Linked DNA regions of Homo sapiens: region 2 is linked to region 1. Evidence: read pairs that join two places in POLR2A ChIA-PET (ENCODE). Cell type or tissue: endothelial cell of umbilical vein. All regions are shown on one strand. Links, peaks and the distances in the headings refer to the core of each region. The heading gives the core; the rest is flanking DNA. Region 1 overlaps EFHC1 (EF-hand domain containing 1). Region 2 overlaps TRAM2 (translocation associated membrane protein 2).

What was found. Peaks named below come from ENCODE experiments on the same cell type or tissue, not always from the same donor. Only the 100,000 strongest peaks of a DNase experiment are listed, where the experiment ranks them.
Region 2: POLR2A ChIA-PET joins it to region 1 with 5 read pairs; 6 of 35 experiments call an interaction of 5 or more read pairs at or near these places.

The regions. Positions count from the first base shown.
Region 1 is chr6:52,486,163-52,492,661 of GRCh38, reverse strand. It overlaps EFHC1 (EF-hand domain containing 1), which reads right to left. Exons shown (of 11, transcript NM_018100.4): 10 at 2,312-2,522; 11 at 1-392. The coding sequence ends at 321. Among named protein-coding and RNA genes, the nearest start is that of EFHC1, 69 kb to the right of the region's middle. In endothelial cell of umbilical vein, for the core only: no CTCF peak of the experiment used is centred there; a DNase peak (open chromatin) is centred at 2,591; H3K27ac peaks cover 2,651 bases.
Region 2 is chr6:52,548,376-52,554,874 of GRCh38, reverse strand. The region is part of intron 1 of TRAM2 (translocation associated membrane protein 2); the gene reads left to right. Among named protein-coding and RNA genes, the nearest start is that of TRAM2, 25 kb to the left of the region's middle. RefSeq lists an enhancer at 2,489-2,658. In endothelial cell of umbilical vein, for the core only: no CTCF peak of the experiment used is centred there; DNase peaks (open chromatin) are centred at 3,224 and 4,454; H3K27ac peaks cover 3,299 bases.

The DNA.
Region 1 (6,499 bases), core at 880-4,879:
GCCTGTATGACAGAGTGAGATCCCATCTCTAAAAAAATTTATTTTTTTAAAAAGAAAGAAAGGAAATATTTGGGCCCCCTGTGGCCAAGTCAATTTGACACACAAAATTAGACATTGCTATACCCCTATCACCCTAAATAAGGCACCAATCTTAGATCCTATTAGATCCAATTTAGTTTCGACTTCAGTAGGAGTGAAAGAAGAACCAAAACAGAAATAAAACTTCAGGAACCCTGTAAATGCCTCTATGAAGAGTGTAAGGTGTATTTCAAAGCATAGTTCCAGTATCAAAAATTGTCTTGCATTTTCTCATCAGCAGGTCAGTTTGAGAAAGCACGAACAAAGTTATAGTAGTTAATTTTGCCTTCTCCATGAGAGCACATCCTGATTAACTGCAGAGAGAGCAAAGAGAATAGGTGAGACAGATCTGCAGGGCTTCCGTCAGCTCAACTGCAGAGTGCGCTTATGCATAATGATCCCGAGCCTTTGTAAATCAGTTCAGAATTTTTGTATCCTCAAGTTGATTCTGAAATGATCCTGTGAACCTGGCAGGTAGGACAGACATTATCCCCATCTTACACTTAATGAAACCAAAGCTGGATGGAGTAAATGACCTTCCCTGTTGAAGGCCGAAAGAATGAGCGTCATGATCAACTCAGTATACCACTGGAGGCTCTATGAGTAAACAGTAAACTGTTTCTCATGAAAGCAGGATGTTGGCAAACTGACAAACTGCGTCTGCTGCCCAGAAGGAACGCTGAAGGCAGTCACGACCCAGGCACAAGTGTTTCTTGTGATTAGACACATCTGAAGCCTGTTAGCAATAATGTGAACCTGTGATCAATTAATCCCTGCTCTTTCTACCCAATAAATATGAAGGGCTGTAGCAGCTCGGGCGGTTGCCTTTGCTCACTAGAAGCAGGGAGCTCTCTTCTTTCCCTTCCTTTAAAATAGTTACTTTTGTTTTAAGTTTTCATTTCTGCTTTCATCTTCCTTCGTTAACTCTCGTAATGACGGTCTCAAGTAGTAACAGTAGTAATTGTCGTAGAGATGTCTCAAGTAACCGTGGCAGTCTGCCACATTTCCCAAGATTTCAGAACTAACATCCATATTTATAAAAGCACTTTTAGTTGTTTTTATATTCAAATAAAAGACTGTCCACTCAGCTCATGAGGAGTAAGACTTTTTAAATAGCAGGCTCTTGCTACCACAGCCTAACGGAAGGGTCTGGTTATGCCACTGCTCAACCTGTGTCCCTTAAAACTCGACTGTGACTGGTAACAGACTGATTTTCTGTGGTTATTTTTATAAGATGTGCAAATCTGTCCCACCCCCACTTCCCTGCTCCACTTGCCAATGACTGCCATCCCTCTCTCCCATGTCAGTTCCCACATCAGACAGTATGAAGAATTTGAAAATCAAAAGTTGGGCATGCTGTCAACCTAAAATTTGGGGAGCTAAATGTGTGTTTGGTCCACATGAACAAATACTCTTCTATCTGCCCTCCTACTCACTCCCTGCTAATGTTTCTGTCTATGAAAAATCCTCATCTCCAACCTAGTCACTAGCCCTAAACCAAACCCTTTCCTAAATGACTCTTAAATTCTGAACACCTGTTTTGGCTAAAAGATCTTTAAAAAGGCCTCAGAATCTCAATATTTTTAATCAGTAAGAATGTCTCAATGATCATAAGCCACAGTCCTTGGCATTTCTCAGGGGGACTTTGTTCTGACTTCCAAGGGAACCCTGGCTAAAGGGTTTATAATGAAGAAAAGGCATGAAAGTCCCCCTTCAACTCACTTATGAAAATTCAAGGAAGAAAACTTCCATGCCCTTCCTCCATCAGCTGCTGGCCATGCTACCACTACTGACAGATGCCACAGCCCTCCTGCAGTGGTCATGCCTTCTTTCATGCTAACCCTACTGATGGGCCAGTGTAGGTATCAGCTGTGAAGGGTATCAAAGGCTGCCAACCAGTCTGCTCTATCAACTTATCTTTGAGTCTCCCCTTGGTAGCCACCCCTCCTGGATCGTCTCTGTTGCCCTTCTTCAGTCCTGACATGTTGGTCTACTAACCACTCTGTGTTGTCCAGCCCCAGGCCCACTTAAAGAGATGCCCTGCAACAGCAATTAGAAAAGAATACCAATGCTAGAATCAACGGGCAATACCTAATCAGGACAGAATAGTAGATCTGATCTGAACATCCTAAATCTGGCCCAGTTGTAGTGAAATACACACACAATTGCCTTTAGAAAAGAATGATCAGTGCCTAGCCTCTGCAATGAACTCAGAAGAGTAATTCATACTGACCTCCTTAACCAAGGAGTCATCCACTGGGACGTTAAGCGATTCACAGATTTTAAAGAACATGTCTCTGTCCACATATCCTGAAGCTTCCTTGTCATAAATTTGAAATGCCTCACGAATGTTGTCTTTGCATGAGTGATCTTTCAGTTGCTTCTGAATTGTGTCTATTAATGCTTCCAATTCCTGCACGCCTGGATCCTTTTCAGTTTGCTTGCTGTAGAGAAAGGAAGGAAATGACTGCACATGGTATTTATTCTTGATCAGTCTCATCTCGGTGACCAAAGTTCTTACTTGATGAAATCAGGGAAGCTTCTAATCACAGCTTTGAGACTGAGCTGACCAATAACTGAACACTTGCCCACAGGCCGATAGCTGACCTCCACATCAGGAAGGCCCGACTGGGGGCAGTTTTTGAATTTCCTCCCTTCTTGCTCAGCCTCCTTTCCTGCCATCTGTTAATCACTGCATCACAAGGAGGCAAATCTAATACCACCACCATGCCAAATTTGGTATCTGTGAGAATCACATCATTGTCTCTTACTACTGTTGCAGATTAATGTTTCCTCATCTACAACTAAATGCCTGAGTGATATATATAAAGAGAGATGATAGATATAAATATATAGCTATAGATCTGTAGCCAAGAATCAACCTTTTATAGTTTTAATATTATTCCCTCTCCAATTCACACTGAATTTTGTGAAAGGTTATCTATGGAAGCTAAGAGATTGCTCTGTGAGGTAGAGTGAGAAGTTTGGGCTTAGCATTTACTGAAATTAAGAGAGAATAGTAACACAGGGTGTTGGGAAGAGAGAGGTCTAACCCTTCAAAAAACAACCACAATAAGTAGAGGCTCAATTTTTATTTCCTCTGAACATGAAGGTACAGTTATAAAATTAAAAATTTTAGAGCTGAAAGATTCCCTCATATTTCATCTTCATAAATCCTTTTAGAACAAAATGGGCCACATAAAGTCAGTAAGCATTCTTCCCTCTTTCAGTGATGAGAAAACACATTTGAAGACCCGAGTGACTGATCCCAGATCCCATGTCAGCGGCAAAACTAGCACTCACATCCCACTCCAGTTCCAACATATTCTCTCAATTATGCCCAGTCACCTCTCACTGAATTCCTCTCCTTCCGTAACTTGAAAACTATCAATCTACCATTGCTTTTCTGTATTTACTTTTCTTGCGTATAATATTTTTAAAGTTCACTGTTGCAAATAGCCTCTGTTTAACTTATTTCCCTCTTTTACCTGCTGGCAAGTCTTGCTGGGGAAGGTATAAAGTGGAATAACCTTTCAGGAAAAATTTGGAAACATGAAGCAAAAGTCCAGCAAATAATCTCAAATAATTTATCCTAAGGAAATAATCATGGGTTGTATGCAAAGATACATCTATAAGATTGTTTTGAGATAGTCTAAATGTCCAAAAATAGGGAATTAAATAATTTACACTACAATAAAGCAACAGAATAATACTGCAGCCATTGACAATGCTGCAGAAAGAGTATAAAGATATTTTTAGTGAGAAACTCAAGACATAAAAGTATGTATAGAGTGTTACCTTGTGTTATAAAAGTTGTGGGGGAATAAGAGTATATACTTAAAGTTGCTTATATTATTTAAAGAAACTCTGAAAAGATATTCAAAAAAATAAATGAAAGAGGTAGTTACCTATGGGGAGTGGAGGGTAAGAAGTGGGTACATGAAAGATGGGGTAGGAACAAAGCTTTTCCTTGGTCCCTTCATATCTGTGTCTTCAAATATTTCATTTCACAAGGGTTCATGATAGACTATCAAGTGAAAAAAGCAAAATAGTATTACAGAATTTTCCACTTTATATGCATCTTTAAAAACAAAATATTAGAAGCAGTTATCTCTGAGTTATAAGATTTTCAAAAATTTTTGTTTATTTCCATTTCTATTACCTAGATTTTTATTCCCTAAATTTTCAAATTCTGGTCATGTGTTACTTTTGTAGTAAGCCAAGAACAATAAAAATTGTTGTAATAATCCCCAATATCTAAATGCTCTCTGGCATTATTAATTATAGAAGCAGAATGTGTTTATCTGATGAATGTAATTCAAATCATATATACTAAATTATGAATGACCACCAGGGAGCTATTTTAGTGGCAGAAAGCAGTCAAACCTCAATCTTGCATGTGTTTCCAAGAACTAGAGCCATGAAACATATAAAGTTAAAATGTGATCATCCAATCATTTGGGGAAAGAGACAATAACTCTCCCTTTCCCAAAGAAGCCAGATTCCCATTCCCCTTTATACAGCAGGAAAAATACCCATGGCATCTGCTGCCTTTGAGCAAGATGGAGTAAATTCACAGATAGATGGCAATAGGTGGTACTGTTTAAGGAAGAGCTAGTTAAAGTTACAGCCCCTACTTTATTGCCAAAGCCCAAGTCAGGGCACACTCTGGAAAAGAGCTGCAAGTTACAGGGCAAGGTTTGCTCACATGGCTCAACAAGAAAACAGAGGGGCCAGCTGGTTATGTCCAACAGGGACTGCCAACTGAGAGGTGGCCGGAGGTCCTAACATGCTAGTTGAACTCTGTGCCAAGCCCTCCAATGACCTTCCATAACTTCCATAAAAGTGAACGTGTTTTATAGAGTGGCTAATCTTCCAGAGGTAAGAGGGATGTCACAGTTTTCTGTGTGCTCTTAGAATATTTTGCTATGAGCATCCTGGCAAAGTCCTCCACTTAGAAAATGAGACAGATAAGCAAAAAGAAGGAATAAGGAAGAGCAGGTGTGCTAGAAAGATGAAAATGACAATGGCTTCATTTTTAGTTGTACAAAGTGGGAGATGCTGGTGGCTCAGATGGACAAAGACATGTTGAAAATAGATTCAGCAGAATGGAGAGCAATTCAGATACTGCAATGTCTAGAAAGTTTAGAGAAGGCAAGCAAAAGGACCAAAAACAGGACCTTGAGAAATGCCAACCTAGTAGACGGAAGTAGGAAAGACACACACAATAGGCTTTAAGAGAGGTAGGACTACCAGAAACTTTGAATTTCCAGAACTCAAGAGAGGATTTCAAAAGAGGGGTAATAAAGAGTAATCAATATTATATGTAGATCAGAAAAACTAAAGACTATACCAAGGGGTCAGCAAACTATGACACCCAGGCCAAAGCCAACCTGCTGCCTATTTTTTATACATAAAATTTTATTGAAATATAGCCACTCCTATTCATTTATGTATTGTTTACGGCTGCTTTCACGCTGTAAGGGTAGAGTTGAGTAGTCATGCCAAAGAAGGTATGACCCACAAAGCCTAAACTACTTACTACCTGTCCCTTCACTTAAAAAAAAAAAAATTGCCAACCCTTGCTCTAGATTATGAGCTCCCTATTCTCTCATATAATTGCCTAAGCATTTAATATAAAGTTTGGTATATGGTATAAGCTCAAATATCTGTTGAATTAATGACTAAATGAGAAGAGTCCATTATACTTGGAAACAACCAATGACCTTCAAGAAAGCAATTTATGAAGCAGTCATTAAAAAAAGTCAAAAAGATTCTGGAGCAGTCAGGAGGAAAGTGGTTACAGACACAAAATAGAAGAATTAGATTTGAAGAAATAGGAGGAGTTACTTATCTCTGACAAAAGAAGGTAAAGAGAAGAAGAGTGATAGTAGAGAAACATTCTAAGATGAAGGGTGAGAAAACTGATGAAGCCCACATTGGATCATTTGATCTCATATTTGAAACCAATTACTTCTATCTCCTTAAAGAAAATGGAAAAGAAAATGAGAATATTTGGAAAATTCTCATGGGAAAAGTAGCTAGAAGTGAAAAAGAAAAGGATTAAAAAGATAATTGAGTAAGTGAGTAGGGTCCTCTTGAAGCTAAAGTGCACAAATAGGCATGTTAATGGAACAAGAATAATACATATGAACAAATGTGTGTATGTATCTATGCTATTCACACATGTGGATTTCCTGTGGAAGGTAGGTTAATAAGTGTGTGCATTTGCTGGCCTTAAGTCTTGAGTTCAAAATACTGCAGTGGAGGACCCCAAACCCAAAGAGAATTTAAGAACTTGAAGATGAAGTTAATACTCAGTTACCTATGCATTATTCTAATTTTCTGGCTCAGAGAAAGCAAATGGCCAACTCCAAATTTCATCATCTTAGAACTGACAATTGACATAAAAAGTACTGGT
Region 2 (6,499 bases), core at 1,209-5,208, 62 kb before region 1:
ATCATTTGAGGCTGGGAGGTTGAGGCTGTGGTGAGCTGTGGTTGCACCCCACTGCACTCCAGCCTGGCCCACAGAGCAAGACCCTCTGTTAAAAAAAAAAAAAAAAAAGGATTGACTCTAAGTGGAAATGTAACTTCTTACTTCTAGACATTAACTACACAAGGCACATGGATGAAATGGCCTTTGGTGAAATGGTTGTTGAAATGGTGAAAATTTGAAAAATTTAAACCCCAACACAGTAGCCCATTGCTGCCCCATTGAGAGGCTGTGGAAATAAGTTACCCAGTCAGCTTTTGGGTTTGGGTGAGATCTGTTCACTTTGGTTTTCTTTCTTTCTTTTTTTTTTTTTTTTTTTGAGATGGGGTCTCACTCTGTTGCCCAGGCTGGAGTGCAGTGACATGATATCTGCTCACTGCAACCTCTGCCTCCTGGATTCAAGCGATTCTCTTGCCTCAGCCACCCGAGTAGCTGGGATTACAGACACGCACCACCACGCCTAATTTTGTATTTTTAGTAGAGACAGGTTTTCACCATGTTGGCCAGGCTGGTCTCGAACTCCTGACCTCAGGTGATCCATCTGCCTCTACTTCCCAAAGTGCTGGGATTAGAGGTGGGAGTCACCGCGCCTGGCCCACTTTGGTTTTCAAAACCAAAGTGGGATGCCCTGCCTCCGCATCCCTTCCCAGGGGTGCAGTAAGCAAACAGGCGGTGGGGACAGGGCTGGGTGGTAACATTGAGGGGTTCTGTGAAGTTCTAGGACTTGATTGCCTGGGAGAGCCTCTTGCTCAGGGCTGGTAGGCTGGGGCAGATGGTGTGCTGGGGCGGATGGTGTGCTCAGGGCTGGCAGGTTGGGGTGTCTTCCTGCTGTCCCATGGAAGATGGAGCTGTTGCTGCTGGTGGCTTATCAGCACGTATTTGTTAAGCTTGATTTATGCAAAGGGTAGGGGCAGGAGAACCCAGAAAATGATAAATGACAAAGCAATGATAAAAAACAAGAGGAAGAATGACTAATTGTTATTTATTGAATACCTGTGATGTGCTAGGCCTTGTGCTACATTTGACCTTCTAATCCCACTAGTCCCCTCCATAGTCCTCTTTATGGATTCTATCTCTGTCTACACCAAGCAACTGAACAACTCCATTTCAGAGTTAGTGAGGGCAGAATTGGGATTTTGACACAGGTCTTTCTGAATCCAAAATCTGGGCTCTTAACTATTGTGCTCTACTATCTCTCAACAAAGAGGTACAGGCAGTGAGTGCTTCAGGTGTGAGGAGGAAGCAGCCAAGAGGAGTGATGGTAGAATGGGGAGGAGGAAGGAGGAGGTGAGGCTGGAGCAGGCTCTCAAAGGAAAGCCAAGGCAGATGAACAAATGGAAGGCAGAGCAGATGGCTGGAGTGCAGGCAAGAAAGGACATTCAGAGAATCAAAGAAAGCGGCTACTACACATGCTGCTACACAAGGGTTCCTGGGCCAGATTGCCCTGGGAAATGCTAGGCTGTTTCTTTACTGTTTCTTTATTGCAGGACTTGTCAGAGCCTTCATATAGTATTAATGAGTTACATATTTCTCTACCAAATACATTTGTTGATCTTGGAGAGTATTTAATGGAATAATATCCTTAATATATCCTTTAGGACATCCAGGACTATCATATTAGTTTGGAAAGTTGTGATAATCAAATGTGGAGAGGCAGGGAGGATTAGGAATGCCAGATTAAAGAGTTAGACATTATCCTTTAAGCAGCAGAAGGCAATGGAGGGGCTGTGGTGTGTGCGTGTATGTTTGTGTGTATATGCCTGGCTATTCTAGCTATGGATAGTGGGAGGGGAGGAAGGGGTTTTGAGTCTTGAGGCTGAGGATCCAGTTAGAAGTCTCTCCTACAGGCTGGTGGCAAATGAGAATATGAAGCTCTTAGCAGCATTGGGAGTAGAAATGATGGATTTAATAAAATAGTAAAGGAAAAAGCCAACAAGGGGCTATAAGGAAAGGTGGGGAGTCTTTGACTGCAGCCTGGGACATAGGCAAGTATAGAGCTTTCTCCTGGGCACCAGGTTTGGCATGTTGAACGGGAGTTAATCATGCACTATGTAGGTAAAGATGCAGCCTCCCACCTCCCATCCTGGGGAGAAAGATTTCAGCAGGAAAAGTAGATCTGAGTGTCGCCGGAATAGAAGTGGCTGCTACAGCAGAGATTTCCAAGAAAGCAAGAAGAGCTGAGGCTTGCACTGGGAGCCTGGAAGTGAAGCCGTGTCACAGAAGCATGGGGAAGAATCCGTGGATACAAAGGGACTTCAGAGAACACCCTTAAAACATGAGAACTCTGAGGCCCAGTGAGGTGGATGGGAGCAGCTGGAAGCAGCCCGTCGGGTTTGTGGCTGAGCTGTCAGGGAACAGGTCTCTTGCCTCCTCACTGCACTTTTCTCCCTTCTGCTTCCTCTTAGTAATATATGTACAGCCATTTGAGCTTTACCTATTTGCATGGGCTTCAGTAGAGCTGCAGGTGGCCTTCCTAGCAGGTGTGGCCACCAAGTACCCAACAGATTTCAGTCTGTTCTTGTCTTCGTTGCCTCCTCGGGGTAGTGAAAGGGCTGGGGAGCCTGTTGGTCCTGTCCCAGGGCTGTCCTCTCTGCATCCGTGCCCCCTGGGCTTTGCATGGGGGAGGAGCCTGGAATCTCGCTCTCTTTAAGGCTGGAAGCCAGGATGGCTGCCTGAGACTGCTGGCTATCTGTGCCCTCTCCTCTTGCCAGGGCTCAGTCTGGGGCAGAATGTGGCCCAGGGCCTGCTTGTCAGCACGTGGCTAGGGTTTCCGTGTTAACGTTCCCAAATTGGGATCTCAGAAGATCAAGTGTCCGTGTTGTCTGATCACGCTGAGCCTTCTCGAGCGGCCAGCTGCAAACCTTTCAAAGGGCTGTGTGTAATTGGCTTGGGAGATGCTGTGGGGGACTGAGAAGGGGACAAAGAAGTCAGTTTTTAAAAGGAAAAAAATAAATGAACATAACAGTCTTGGGCCAGTTGGGTGGGGCATGGTGCTTGGGCACATTGAAACCCCTTCCTCTTCCCTTCCTATTTTTCCACTTCCAGAGGCCCCTTTGGCTAGCGCCGTACTGACCCCTGCAGACCCCCTCTGTGTAAATACAGCCTCTGTCTCCCACCCACTTCTTCATTATGCATTCCTTTAATCTGACCCATCTCCAGGTTGCCAGCTGGCAGAGACTCAGCAGATTCCAAACCCCAGCTGGTGCCAGAGTGTTTACACGGGCCAGGGAAGCTTGGCAGACAACCTGCCCCCAAGCTACTCAGCTGTAGGAAAAGGTAGAAAGACTCCTGGAGATAAGTGGCCCGTTTGTTTGCAGACTTTCTCTCCTCCCTCATTCACCCTCCCCTGCATGCCCACCCTCACTCCAGTTGCTGCTCTATCCTGAAAACGTTAGAAAGAATCCCTTTGTGAAAGGGAGGTAAATGGCTAGGGACTAGCAGCGTAATCCCTACATCCAAGCAACCCTGTGTGGCACTCTGAGCACATAAAGGTAAAAGATCCTTTGCCTTCCGGGCTGAAACAGATCAGATATTAATTAGGAGACATTATTGGTTAGTGTAGAGCCAGTCCCCATTCATAACGGATATGTTTTTCCAAAATAATAAAGCTATGTGATCGAGTGTTCATGAAGCCAGGACTCATATTTGTCACTGCAGCCTGAGGCCAGTGGTGTCCTCAAAATCCTATATTCACCTCCTCCTGCCTCAGTAAAGGCCCCCTTGAAAAACTCAGGCAGGAAACTGTTCGTCCACCACAGTGGTTTATCTTGATCTGAGTTTGTGAGAAGCCAGTCCCAGGGTGTCATGCCTAAAGAAAACCATTTCTGAAGTGGGTTATCAACACTGTTGGTCCTTTGGAAATTAGATGGCCCATAAAGAGTGGCGATTTGTCTGCCTCCCATGCGTTTCATGAGGGGTAGTACCAGGATGTGTGTGGAGGATAATTTTGCTGGTTTAAAGTGTCCTATTCGGTTGGGCATGGTGGCACACTCCTGTAATCCCAGCACTTTGGGAGGCCAAGGCAGGTGGGAGGCCAAGGCAGGTGGATCTCTTGAGGCCAGGAGTTCAAGAACAGCCTGGCCAACATGATGAAACCCCATCTCTACTAAAAGTACAAAAATTAGCCGGGTGTGGTGGTGCATTCCTGTAATCCTAGCTATTCGGGAGGCTGAGGCAGGAGAATCACGTGAGCCTGGGAGGCAGAGGCTGCAGTGAACTAAGATCTTGCCACTGCACTCCAGTCTGGATGACGGGAGTGAAACCCTGTCGCAAAAAAAATAAAAATAAAAAATAAAAATAGTGTCCCATTGCCAGCAGTTACGTTGATGAGGTTAATTATTATCATATGGTGTTAGTATTCTTTTATTTGAGTAGCATATCTCCATCAGTCAGAGTCCCAACAGGAAACAGGTGGGGTAATTGAGGAATGGTTATGTAGGCACTATTAACAAGGGCGTGGACTGGCTCAGGGGAAACAGATAAGGAACAGTAAAGCATTCTAAGGCTTGCGAACGTGGGGAGCTATCCCTAAGCTTGAAGGGGCTGAGGATAGCATGGATCTAGAACTAAGAAGGAAGGGAGAGAGGAAATACCATTGAGAGCTGTGGTTGAAGGGGAGGGGCTGGAGTTTTGGTGGAGGGTTGCAGTGACTGCCAGAACTGTCCAGCAGGAAAGGAGCCAGGTGATGAATACCCCTTTCATGCTCTCTCATGTTCTGCAGATTCCATCGGAAGCCCACTGAAGTACTCCATAAAGGTGAAGCTGTCTGTTCTGGGACACAGGGTAGGATGGAGCATTGTGCAGCCCAGTAGAACTTACAGATGCTATTCTGCCTTCTGTTTGACTCCTACCTCATATATGACAACAGGCAATCAAAGGGTGGCAAAGCTAAACTGATGTCCCTGAAATACTACCATCTCTGAGAATAGGACTTTTGGACAGACGTTTCCTGATTGTAATAAGCCAAATAGTGCAACACATCTAACTTTAAGCTACTCTTGCCCTGATTTCTGGTGAGATTTAGAATCACCATTGCTTCTTAAAGTGATGGCGCATTAAATGCTTCCACTTCCATCTTTTGGCTGGTTCAGATAATACTCAAGCACCACTTAAACCCATTTCCTTCTCTTGCCCCAGTGATTTGCACCCTAGCCCTCAGGGACCAAGAGGAGTTTCTGGTGCAGCATAAATGGAATTCTAATCACCGTGTCTAATTACTACTAGTCTTTGAGTATCTGTATCCAACAGGAAATGGCTTTCTTGACTGTTTCACATGCAGGAGCTTGGACTCCCGTATTTGTTAGGTAACTGATGAAATTTAATTGTTTAATTATGAAATATGAGATGGTTTTTTAGAGTTTTGTGGCTGAAGAGACTTTCAAATTTTATGTTACGATGTTGCCTCCTTTATACTTTGAGGGAGACAATCATTTCTTTATCTTGGCTTGAATCATTGTGGGAAGCAAAGCTTTGAAATGCGCACCATGCTGGAATAGATGGTATCCCCACTGATGAACTCAGGAGACAGACAGTTGATTTTGGGCAGCTTTTGGAAGGAAGGGAGGGAGGGAGGGAAGGAGGGAAGGGAGGGAAGGAGGGAAGGAAGGGAAGGAAAGCTTTAAGGGGTCTGAGGGCCAGATATCGTTTCTTCCATTTTAGACTAGTTCATTTGAAACAAATGGGCACAGCTGAGATCTGAAGTTGGACCACACGGTGGACAGCCCCCGTAAAGCCGTTATGACTATCCTAAGCTAAACCATTGTATCTCTAGGCCTTCTCCAGTCCTTTCTCAGTGCCATCATGATTCTGTTCTAACCCTCACCTGCCCCCTTTTATCCACTTTCTGTACATGTTTCTGGCTCAAATCACCGCCTCGCAGAAATCTTCTCAGAGAAGGTCCAGAAATCTCCAAACCCAGGGCACTAACAGATGTTTTTTGGGTCTCTCCTTTGTGCCAAGAACACTGTGGGTATGGAGATAAATAAAGACATGGTCTTTGCCCTGGAGAAAGCAAAGGAGCTTCCACTTGCCCTTTGCCTAACGCTGTCCTGATCTATGACATCTCTTGTCTTAAAATGAACCCTTTATGCATCAAGGTCTCATTTTGATCATTAGATCTTAGGCACATCGTTCAGGTAGCATGGTGATTAACAGTCCAGATGTCACGGTCAGATGGATCTTGGATTCTAGTCCCGCTTCTGGGGCTTATTAACTGTGTGCCTTGGGGCGTGTTGCTTAAGCTTTTTGGGCCTCACTTTTCTGCACATTAGGGCCTCTGGGAGCATTAAGTGAGATCATTTCTGTAAGTGTTCAGAGCAGTTCCTGGCAGGTGATAGAAGTTCAGTGAATAGTAGTAATGTAGCAGTTCCTTATAGAGTTGGAGGTTAGATGAGGTAATCCTGTTTGGCGTTTAGCACAGTGCCTGGCATTTCATAAGATCTCACACGTTAGATGTCATTGTCGC